Linked DNA regions of Homo sapiens: region 1 is linked to region 2. Evidence: read pairs that join two places in POLR2A ChIA-PET (ENCODE). Cell type or tissue: OCI-LY7. All regions are shown on one strand. Links, peaks and the distances in the headings refer to the core of each region. The heading gives the core; the rest is flanking DNA. Region 1 overlaps GRAP2 (GRB2 related adaptor protein 2). Region 2 overlaps TNRC6B (trinucleotide repeat containing adaptor 6B).

The links. ChIA-PET counts read pairs that join two places held together with the same protein. Peaks named below come from ENCODE experiments on the same cell type or tissue, not always from the same donor. Only the 100,000 strongest peaks of a DNase experiment are listed, where the experiment ranks them.
Region 1: POLR2A ChIA-PET joins it to region 2 with 12 read pairs; 3 of 35 experiments call an interaction of 5 or more read pairs at or near these places.

Annotation. Positions count from the first base shown.
Region 1 is chr22:39,951,694-39,957,068 of GRCh38, forward strand. GRAP2 (GRB2 related adaptor protein 2) reads left to right here. Exons shown (of 8, transcript NM_004810.4): 3 at 4,126-4,217. Among named protein-coding and RNA genes, the nearest start is that of TMA7B, 6.0 kb to the right of the region's middle. RefSeq lists an enhancer at 1-127 and a silencer at 228-287. In OCI-LY7, for the core only: no CTCF peak of the experiment used is centred there; no DNase peak of the experiment used is centred there.
Region 2 is chr22:40,209,867-40,215,241 of GRCh38, forward strand. The region is part of intron 1 of TNRC6B (trinucleotide repeat containing adaptor 6B); the gene reads left to right. Among named protein-coding and RNA genes, the nearest start is that of TNRC6B, 35 kb to the left of the region's middle. RefSeq lists an enhancer at 1,314-1,413. In OCI-LY7, for the core only: a CTCF peak has its summit at 962; DNase peaks (open chromatin) are centred at 255 and 1,115; H3K4me3 peaks cover 2,310 bases; H3K27ac peaks cover 3,048 bases.

The DNA of each region.
Region 1 (5,375 bases), core at 327-5,326, 260 kb before region 2:
GAACAGATGGAGAGATGAGAAGAACAGGAAGTGTGGGGCCCTGGGCCCACAACGGCAGGAGGAAACCATCTCCCCTCCCCTCAAATACTTTTCTTTGCAGAAAATGAGAATTTTTTTTAAAAAAAAACCTCACCTTCTATACATGGTAAAGAGCCTGCAAATTCACCTCTCTAGAAACACAGTGTTAGGCAGACCAAGCACCAGGTGGCGGAGAGAAATGGCTGGCATTGTGGGATAATCTTTCAGTTTCTAGAGGAGGTCTGAGGCATGATAACTAAAATTACAGAGCTGCTTTCAGGTCAGAAAATGAAGTACAAAGTGTGTGGTTTTTTTTTTTTTTTTTTTCTTTTTGAGACAGAGTCTTGCTCTGTTGCCCAGGCTGGAGTGCAATGGCGCAATCTCGGCTCACTGCAACCTCCGCCTCCTGGGTTCAAGCAATTCTCGTGGCTCAGCCTCCCAAGTAGCTGAGATTACAGGCATGCACCACCATGCCTGGCTAATTTTTGTCTTTATGGTAGAGATCAGGTTTTGCCATGTTGGCCAGGCTGGTCTCAAACTCCTGACCTTAGGTGATCCACCCGCCTCAGCCTCCCAAAGTGCTGGGATTATAAGCGTGAGCCATGGCACCCGGCCTCAACGTGTGGTTCTTACGGTGACAAGGTAGTTTCCAAATGGCCTCTTTTACCCCTTTCTGTGTGACATTTGCTACCCTGGCCAAACACCACATTCCCATGTGACGGGAGAAAGGAATTCCAATGCCATGAATTCAGAAGCGATGGATGGAGTGCAGTGTGCTCTTGTGTTTTTACGTGGCTACGAGGCGCTGCTGCTGGGTTTCCTAGTTCTTTTGACCTAGATTTTCTGCTTCCTCCCTTGCCCCCTCAGCACACACATACCCACATGTCCTTAGTGACACCAGCAGTCACATTTGATGTTAGAAACTATAAAGTTTTCTGTTCTCAGCAATCTCAAACTCAAATATGGGACACACTTTTATTCCTTCAGAATAAATGACTAAATTCAAAACATACACACATAATGCTTTAAAGAACGTATAAACCCTTCCATGTCCTATTCAGAGCTGGAGGCCTCCCTCATAAGAATACCACATTTGATGGAATTGTATTTTTTGAAAAGAGTCTACACTTTCTGAAGGACTTTCAGGTACCAGGGCTCATTTGATCCTCACATCAGCTCTGTGAGGTGCTAGGTGGCTATTATTATCTCCATTTTTCAAATGGCTGATTGACTTGGCCAAGATCACATATCTAGTGATGGAGCCAAGCTAGAAACCAGGTCTTCTCGTTCCCAACTCACAACACTGTCCCCTTCCTTCCACCTTGGAGTGATGTTAGAAATAGGTCATCATCTCCACTCAAGCACTTAGTTCTTTCCATTATCTTCCCATCTTCTTTTCTGGGAGAAAGAAGCCCAAGGGCCCTGTGACTTCAACTCCACCCACTTTCTGATGACTCTGAAACCCCAAGCCCCAACCTTAGCCTCTCTCCTGGGTCCAGACTGACATATCCAGCTGCTCCCTGAGCTTTTCTTCTTAGTTGAAGAATTCAACTCACAGTCACCCGCATGCAATCTGAAGCCCATGAGCCCTTTCTCAGCCCTGCCTCCTCTCATGTATCTTCTATTTCTGTAAAGCCGTCACCACCTACTCAGTCTCCCAAGCCAGAAATCCAGTGGCATCCCAGAGTCCTCCTCTCCCTTAGCTTCCAAGATTGGTCAAGAAATCCTGCCTGTTTGCTTCCTGAATTTCTCTAAAATATATCCTCACCTCCTCTTAGCCTAGGCCCTATCATCTCTTGACTGGAGGCCTGCGCTCATCTTCCTGCAGTTTTTCTGCCGACTTTAGCCTTGCAATCTATCTTCACATTCTGATCTCTGATACAGAGCTCTGTCGCTCTCTCGCTCTCTCTTAATTAGAGACAGAGTCTCTCTCTGTTGTCCAGGCTGTAGTACAGTGGTACAATCAGAGCTCACTACAGCCTTTAACTCCTGGGCTCACACCCTCCTCCCGCTTCAGCCTCCTGAGTAGCTGGGACTACAGGTGCGCTTCCACCACGCCTTGCTAAGTTTTATTTTTATTTTCATAGAGACAAGGTCTCGCTTTGTTGCCCAGGCTGGTCTCAAACTCCTGGGCTCAAGCGATCGTCCACTTGGGCCTCCCAAAGTGCTGGGATTACAGGCATGAGCCATCGCACCCAGCCAGAGCTCTTTCTGAACTCTAATTCTTACTGTTACTTCCCTGCTCAAAATCCTTTAAGGGCTCCCCCTACATTTCAAGATATTCACAGTCTACATTCCAGCCACCTGGAGGCATTTCATTCCCAGAACACACCACACCTCCTCAGAGCTGAAGGAGGAAGTCCATTGCCATCTGACTTGGCCTCAGTAACTCCTTTCGTTGCCAAGGCAAGTGGTCTCTCCTCTACATATGGATGCCTTTTCTATCTATTTCTGCTTTCTTCTTTATCATCACACTTCTATCAGTTAAGATATTTTCAGGAGCAAGAAACATAAACTAAAAATGGCTTAAACAATAACAAAGACTTGTAATTTCTCAAAGTCCAGAAGTAGGAAGGCTCCTGGGTATCATCTAATTCAGCGGTTCAGTGACATTATCAGAGTTCTTTCCATCTTTTGCTCTGCTATCCTTATTTAGAATTATTGTTCTAGTCTATATCAAAGACTTAAAAAAAATTTTTTTTTTGAGAGAGGCTTGCTCTGTTGCCCAGGCTGGAGTCCAGTGGCAAGATCACGGTTCACTGCAACCTTGCCTCCTGGGTTCAAGCAATTCTCCTGCCTCAGCCTCCCGAGTAGCTGGGATTACAGGCATGTGCCACCAGGCCCGGCTCCTTTTTGTATTTTTAGTAGAGATGGCATTTCACCATGATGGACAGGCTGGTCTCGAACTCCTGGCCTCAAGTGATCTATGTGCCTTGGCCTCTCAAAGTGCTGGGATTACAGGCGCGAGCCACCACACCTGGCCTCAGACTTTCAAAACATTCTCAGTGGCGGTGTCAAATATTTTGTCTTTTAATGGTGAATCTCATTTTTTGAGAAACCAGAAGCCACATACAGTCAAGTCTGGTGAGTAATATGAGTAACTGAGGTAGACAATAACATTTGGGGTCACAGTCAAAGTCAGGCCACAGAGTAACAAGACAGAACTTTTGGTTTTGTTTGGGATCTGGCTTTAAAAGCAAGTTTAGAAAAGGCATCCCAAGTATCTTGGGTTCCAGCCAAATATCTGTGAAATACACAGCATGTGAACACAAAGAGTTACTGTTTCCAAAGCTGGCCCCACTGGGATGTTTAAGTTTTAATCTGCCTGTTTAAAAAACAATAACAAATTGAATTTTTGAAAAGTTTCCTGGGCCTGGTGGCTCACGCCTGTAATCCCAGCACTTTGGGAGGCCAAGGCAGGTGGATCACTAGGTCAAAGGATCAAGACAGTCCCGGCCAATATGGTAAAACCCCGTCTCTCCTAAAAATATGAAAAATTAGCCAGGTGTAGTGGCGCATGCCTGTAATCCCAGCTACTCAGGAGGCTGAGGCAGGGGGATCGCTTGAACCCAGGAGGTGGAGGTTGCAGTGAGCTGAGATCCCGCCACTGCACTCCAGCCTGGCGACAGAGCAAGACTCTGTCTCAAAAAAACGAAAAACAACAACAAAAAAAAGAGAAAAGTTTCCTGGTTACCTGGAAGAGAAAAAAAAAAATACACCGTGGAGTAACCATTCTTCCTTCTCACCATCTGCTGAGATGAGGAACTTAAGGTGCTAACTGGGACAAATGAATTTCCAAAATAGAAAAAGGGATTCAGGGAAGTCCTTGAGTGCTGAATTTGGGAGGCCAAGCCACAGTGGGGTGACATGAGTGGACGGCACAAGTGGACAGAAATAACCTGGGGTCAGGAGAAGCTGACTCCAAAGGTAAACCCACGGCTCCTCCACAGGCCTGGGGTAAATCCTAGAACAGCTGTTGAGTTCTTTCAACTTATTAACATATTTTCCTCTAAGTCCAAAAGGGCCTTCTTTGCCTGGCAGCCCCTTTCTCTTGTTTTTTTGGTGTCCTCCCTCCAATGTCTTTGTCTTTCCTTTTCTTCCATGTAGATTTTAAGTAACCAAGAGGAGTGGTTTAAGGCGGAGCTTGGGAGCCAGGAAGGATATGTGCCCAAGAATTTCATAGACATCCAGTTTCCCAAGTAAGTATCTGCAGCCTGCTGAGATGGGCCTAGCCACACACACTCCTCTTACATTTCCAGCAGTCACTACAGTTATCCATGGGAACCCAAGACATTGTCAAAAATGGCTGCCTCTGGAGCTCTCTCCGGAGAGCCTCCAGAGCATGCAGCTGAAGGCCAGGGCAGGAGGGAGACTTTGCATTTCATTTCATTCCCTTTTGATGTTTACACCATGTGCATGTATTGCTATTTTAAGTTGTTCTTAACTTTTTTTTTTTTTTTTTGGGAGTTGGGGTCTCCCTCTGTCACCCAGGCTGGAGTGCGGTGACTCCATCACCACTCACTGCAGCCTAAAACTCCTGGGCTCAAGCCATCCTCTCACCTCAGCCTCCCAAGTAGCTGGGATTACAGGCACATGCCACCACGCCAGGCTAGTTTTTGTATTTTTAGTAGAGACAGGGTTTTACCATGTTGGCCAGGCTGGTCCCAAACTCCTGACCTCAAGTGATCTGCCGCCTCAGCCTCCCAAAGTGCTGGGATTACAGGCGTGAACCACCATGCCTGGCCTATTTTAAGTTTTGGGTTTTTTTGGGTTTTTTTATTCATGTGTTTATTTGTTTTGAGACAGAACCTTGCTCTGTTGCCCAGGCTGGAGTGCAGTGGCATGATCTCGGCTCATTGCAATTCTCCTGCCTCAGCCTCCCTAGTAGCTGGGATTACAGGTGCATGCCACCACACCCAGCTAACTTTTGTATTTTTAGTAGAGATGGGGTTTCACCATGATGGACAGGCTGGTCTCAAACTCTTGACCTCAGGTGATCCACCCGCCTCGGCCTCCCAAAGTGCTGGGATTACAGGTGTGAGCCACTGCACCCGGCCTATTTTAAGTTTTTATAAAATGAGTTTGTAAACTCAAATTATCTATAGTGATTTCAATCACGGCGTTCCCCAGAATTCCAAAGGGGACGCTATTGGCCACCCCACTTCGGGAGCTGCTCTCCTAAGCGCTTCTCTGTGACCTCCTAATCCTAACCATCCTCACCAGGCTCTCACCCTTCACTCAGTGGGTGGACAGACACTCCCTGCCTTCAGTAAAGCATGCTCACCCCAATGAGAGAAGTCAGCGGGGGGAAGGGGAAATTCTCTTCCTAAAGAGGAAATGAAAAATTGAGATTGGGC
Region 2 (5,375 bases), core at 91-5,090:
AAATGAACCGGACATGGTGACAGTTGCCTGTAATCCCAGCTACTCTGGAGGCTGAGGCAGAGAATTGCTTGAACCCAGGAAGCGGAGGTTGCAGTGAGCTGAGATTGCATCGCTGCACTCTAGCCTGGGTAACAGAGTGAGACTCTGTCTCAAAAAAAAAAAAAAAGAGAGAATGCAGATGTGAACACATGCATACTTGGTGACCTGCAAACTGCAGGCCTGCATCACCACTGTTGGAGACCTTGTACCCTTGCTTGTGGGATGCCCGCCTTGTGCCTTCCCCCCAACCCCCAGGCTGCTAGAGACCTCGCTTCCTTCCCCCACCTGAAAGGGTTTAACTATAAAACAGAGATAGAAATATCTGTGGTACAAGTTCACTACACAGATCAAGTAGTCAAGTGAGATGAGACAGACAGTGAGTAAGAAAAAGCTGTTGTCTCTCAGATTCTGTGGGAATATAGGCACAGATGATGCTCATCCTAACACCAGGCATTGGCCCCCTCACTGAGCAAGCCTGGTAATGTTATTTGTTCAACATGCAAAATTTGATCTTTAAAAAACAGCTTTGAAAGTAACATGGCTTGGACAGTCTTTTTCTTAAAATTGGTAAGGGAGTTTGTATATCAGTTTCTGCTTCTCTATTCATTGAAAACTGTTAACACTTTGGTAAAAATTATTTTCTTTACCATTTTATACGCACAGCTTTCAGTTGTTAACACTGGTGTAGAATCTAAACTCATTTACACTATTTAAGTTTGCCCCTTTGACTGCAGTGGAGACGGTGTTAGGGCTTAAATAAAGACTGGCTTCAGAAACTATTAACATATTGTTGGTAGCAAACATTCATTGATAACCGTCTTTCCTAGAACTTAATTAAATTGTAAGGAAAATATTCTTTACCTGTCACCTTAGTCCAGGAACCTGGAAATATGCTTGACCAGAGTTTCAAAACCTTGGAAATGACATTTGGGGCTGGGTAATTCTTTGTTGTGGGGGCCATCCAGTGCCTTGTAAGGTGTTTAGCAGCCTCCTAAGCCTTCTACCCACTAGATGCTATTAGCACCCTGCCACCTCAGTCATGACAAACAAATGTCTCTATATATTGTCAGATGTCTCCTGAAGGGCAGAATCATCCTTGCTGAAAACCACTGTCTTACACTCTTCTTTTTCACTTCCCTCCCACATTTAGTCAGTTACCAGCCCTTTTAATACTGCTTCCTGAATATCTTAGTGAGATTTCTTCTTCATCTTCTTCTTCTTTTTTGAGACAGGATCTTGCTTTGTCATCCAGGCTGGAGTGTAGTGGCATGCTCCTGGCTCACTGCAGCCTCAGCCTCCTACGTAGCTGGGACTACAGGTGTGTGCCGCCACGCCAGCTAATTTTTTTATTTTTTGTAGAAAGGAGGTCTTGCCATGTTGGCCAGGCTGGTCTCTAACTCCTGGACTCAAGCGATTCTCCACCTTGGCCTCCCAGAGTATTGGGATTACAGGCATGAGCCACCATGCCCGGCCTGTTCTTTTTTTTCTTTTATTCTCATCGTTCATGTGTTAGTTTGAGTGCTTTTCCCATGCCTGAACTATTCTAGTAGTTCAGGAACACCACCTGTATTGAGTAGCTGATACGTGGTGCTTTACGTATATCATTTGTCGTCCTTGCCACAAACTTACTGTGGCTCTCTGGGTTGTAAGCAACCTAAACCCAGCTCACACTTTTAAACCCAAAGAGGATCTTAGAGGCCTAAGTTACTAGGAAGCCTCGGACTCCTCCCTTCTCTATATTTTGCGGACGTGCTTGCATGTGCTTTGCTTCCTTGTCCTTAGAGCCAGCCGTCCCAGAACGGGACAGCAGAAGGGTGTCTCCAGGAGAACTCCGGCAGCAGTCCTTGGATGGGCCAGTTCTTCAACAAAACTGTTAGGGAGATATCTCCATTTTATATGTCAGGAAATTGAGGCTCTGGGAGGGGGAACCCTGTGCCCCAGGCTACATTGTGGCTAATGCTGGCAGACTGACTGCAAAGCCTGAACTCTTCGTATTACTGTGTGCTGCTTCCTAACTCCTCTTTCCTTTCGTCTGTCTCTTCTCCTGCTGGATAGTCTTTCTTATTTCAAATGTTCGCTTTTGCAATTACAAATGTGGTTGTCTAATTACTTTGCTTAGTAGGTGCCTTCCATGGTTCCTCACCAAGATGAAGTTCAAATTTAGCCTGAAAGACAAAGCCCTTTATATTTGACCTTGCTTATCTTGGAGTTATAGATTTATCTCCTCTCATTTACTTAGTTGTACTTAAGGCTTCAGCTACCCACTGCTTCACAACTTAATGCTTTTGCTTCTGCAGTTTCCTCAACATTGGGGAGTGGTCAAGATCACAGGCCCTAGGGAACAGACTTGGCTCTACCACCTACCACATCTGTGACCTTGGACCCTGTCAGACATGCCCTGCCCACTGCATCCCTTTAGCTGACGCCTGTTCAGGATGCAACGTGGCCCTCACTGGAAAGCCTAGCCTCTTAACCATTTCATTCTTAGCCTCTGTACATAGTGCTGTTAGCACTCTCCTTAGTGAGTATCCTTATTGCCAGGATTTATTATTTTTTAAATGCATACCTTTGGGAACAGATTAGTTTGGGATTTTTGTGGCCTTTGGGTATGGACACAGTTTAAGGTTGTGATCTCTTGTGTACTGAGTTTCTACATACTTCCAGCATGCATAGTGTCCTCTGTGGCTGGGCAGCTTTGCTCCTGCCTCTTGCCCTTCAACAGCTGGGTATTTCTTTTTTGTTTGTTTGTTTTTAATTATTTTTATTTTTATTTTTTATTTTTTGAGACACAGTCTCACTCTGTTGCCCAGGCTGGAGTGCAGTGGTGTGATCTCCTGGGTTCAAGCGATTCTCGTGCCTCAGCCTTCCGAGTACCTGGGATTAATAGGCACGTGCCACCACACCCAGCTAATTTTTGTATTTTTAGTAGAGACGGAGTTTCACCATGTTGGCCAGGCTGGTCTCAAACTCCTGACCTCAAGTGATCTGCCTGCCTCAGCCTCCCAAAGTGCTGGGATTACAGGCGTGAGCCACCGCCGCGCCTGGCCCTAATTTTTAAATTGAATTTCAGTTGCCACATGTGGCTAGTGGCTACCATATTAAACAGGCTAGGTCTCAACTGTTAGTGATAGCTTAACCTTCCTGTTAAATGAGATTTTATGTCTTCTCGTGTATAACTTCTGATATTCTCCTTCCTTTCTTTTATGGAAAACTTTTCTGTATTAAGACTTAAACTCCTGCCACACCTGGAGTAATAAACTTGTGGGAAAACTGAATAAAGTACTAATGCCACTGAACTGTACAGTTAAACACAGTTAAAATGGTAAGTTTTATGTTATATATATTTTACCATAATGGAAAGTCAAAGAGCACATGGTGAAGGGACACAAAGCCTGCAGTGAGAGGCCATCAGGGAGGCTTTCCCAGAGGAGGCGGCACCCTCAGTCTGAGAAGTATTGATACGAGCAGTGACCCCGGGAAAAGAGATGACAAGTGGGTTCTAACTTGGACCTGAAGGGGCTGGAGAACAAGTGGGGTCAGGCCCTGGTGTGGCAGACCGAGGAGATGAGACTTGGCCCATCCAGTCACGGGAAGCCACTGAGGGATTTTAAGCAAGCAAATGACAAGTTTGGATTCCATTTCAAGAAAGATCACTCTGGCTGCTCTGTAGAAAATGTATCAGAGGGTGGCAGAACTGCATCAAGGGAGACATAATCAGGCTAATAACAATCACAGTGATAATAATAGCAGCTAGCATCCCGTGGTGCAGTGGTTCAGGAGGAAATGATGAGTGCCTGGGAGGCTGCATAGAGTGCAGTGATCGCACAGCTAGTAAATGATGGGCTTTGGAAAGATGCCAAGATTTCTGCTTTTGGGGGAAGTCTTTACTCATTTTGCAGTGCACTACTGTATAGGAATAGCTAATCCAAAGTCAACTGATAACTCTTCAAATATGGAAAAAGAACTCGGGTTCATATGACAAATAATGAGAGAATAATATGTAAGCTCTCTTCCTTAAAAAAATAATGTAGACAGGTACCGAGGAGAAAGATGCCTGTGGCTATAAATAAAGGGGTAGCAGGCTGGGCACGGTGGCTCACGCTTGTAATCCCAGCACTTTGGGAGGCCAAGGCAGGCGGATCACGAGGTCAGGAGTTTGAAGCCAGCCTGGCCAACATGGTGAAACCCCATCTCTACTAAAAAATATAAAAACTAGCCGGGCGTGGTGGTGCGCACCTGTAGCCCCAGCTACTCGGGAGGCTGAGGCAGGAGAATCACTTGAACCCAGGGGGCAGAGGTTGCAGTGAGCAGAGATTGCACCACTGCACTCTGGCCTGGGGACTAGAGGGAGACTCCATCTCAAAAAATAAAACATTAAAAAAAAAAGGGTAACATGAGGGATCCTTGTGATGGAACCGTTCTCTCTCTTGACTGGGGTGTTGGTTATAAGTTGTATAGAACTAAATACACACATAAACGAGAGCCTGTCAAACTGGTGAAATCTGAATAAGGTTGGTAGATTTTATCAATGTCAGTTTCTTCGTTGGGATATTATAGTTATGTAAGATATTACCATTAGGGGAAACTGGGTAATGGGCATACAGAATCTCTGTGTGGTATTCCTTGCCTTCTTTCTTTCTGTGGTTTTTTTTTTTATTTTGGACAGAGTTTTTTGACAGAGTTTTGCTCTGTTGCCCAGGCTGGAGTGCAGTGGCATGATCATAGCTCACTTGAACTTCTGGGCTCAGATGATTTTCTGGTCTCAACCTCTTAAGTAGCTAGAACTACAGGCACACACCACCATGCCCAACTAATTATTTTTTATTTTTGTGGAGATAGAGTCTTGCTATATTGCCCAGATTGGTCTCAAACTCTTGGCCTCAAGCGATCCTCCCACCTTGGCCTCCCAAAGTGCTGAGATTACAGGCATGAACCACCACACCCAGCCTTGTGTTGTATTTCTTACAACTGCATGTGTATCTACAATTATCTCAAAAAGTTAAAAGCAAACAAAAAAATTGAATAAAGCAGGTCTCCCTTGGTGCTCCTAGTTTTCAATATTTTTTACTTACCCAGATGTTTCTTCTGTAATAATTTTCTGTGCAATGATTTGTTTTGATCAAGTTTGACACCTTACTAAAGAATACTTAGCTTTCTTTTTTTTTTAACCTTTTAACATCTTTCAAATAAGGATGTATCTTAACAATTCATGGAGACTTAGCATTGAATCACTTTAATTGGTGTCACTTTTTCTTAGTGGCACATGAAATATTGATGTATCTTACAATCACTGGTGTCCTAGATCCGATACATATGATTAGTGAGTCATTCAGCCA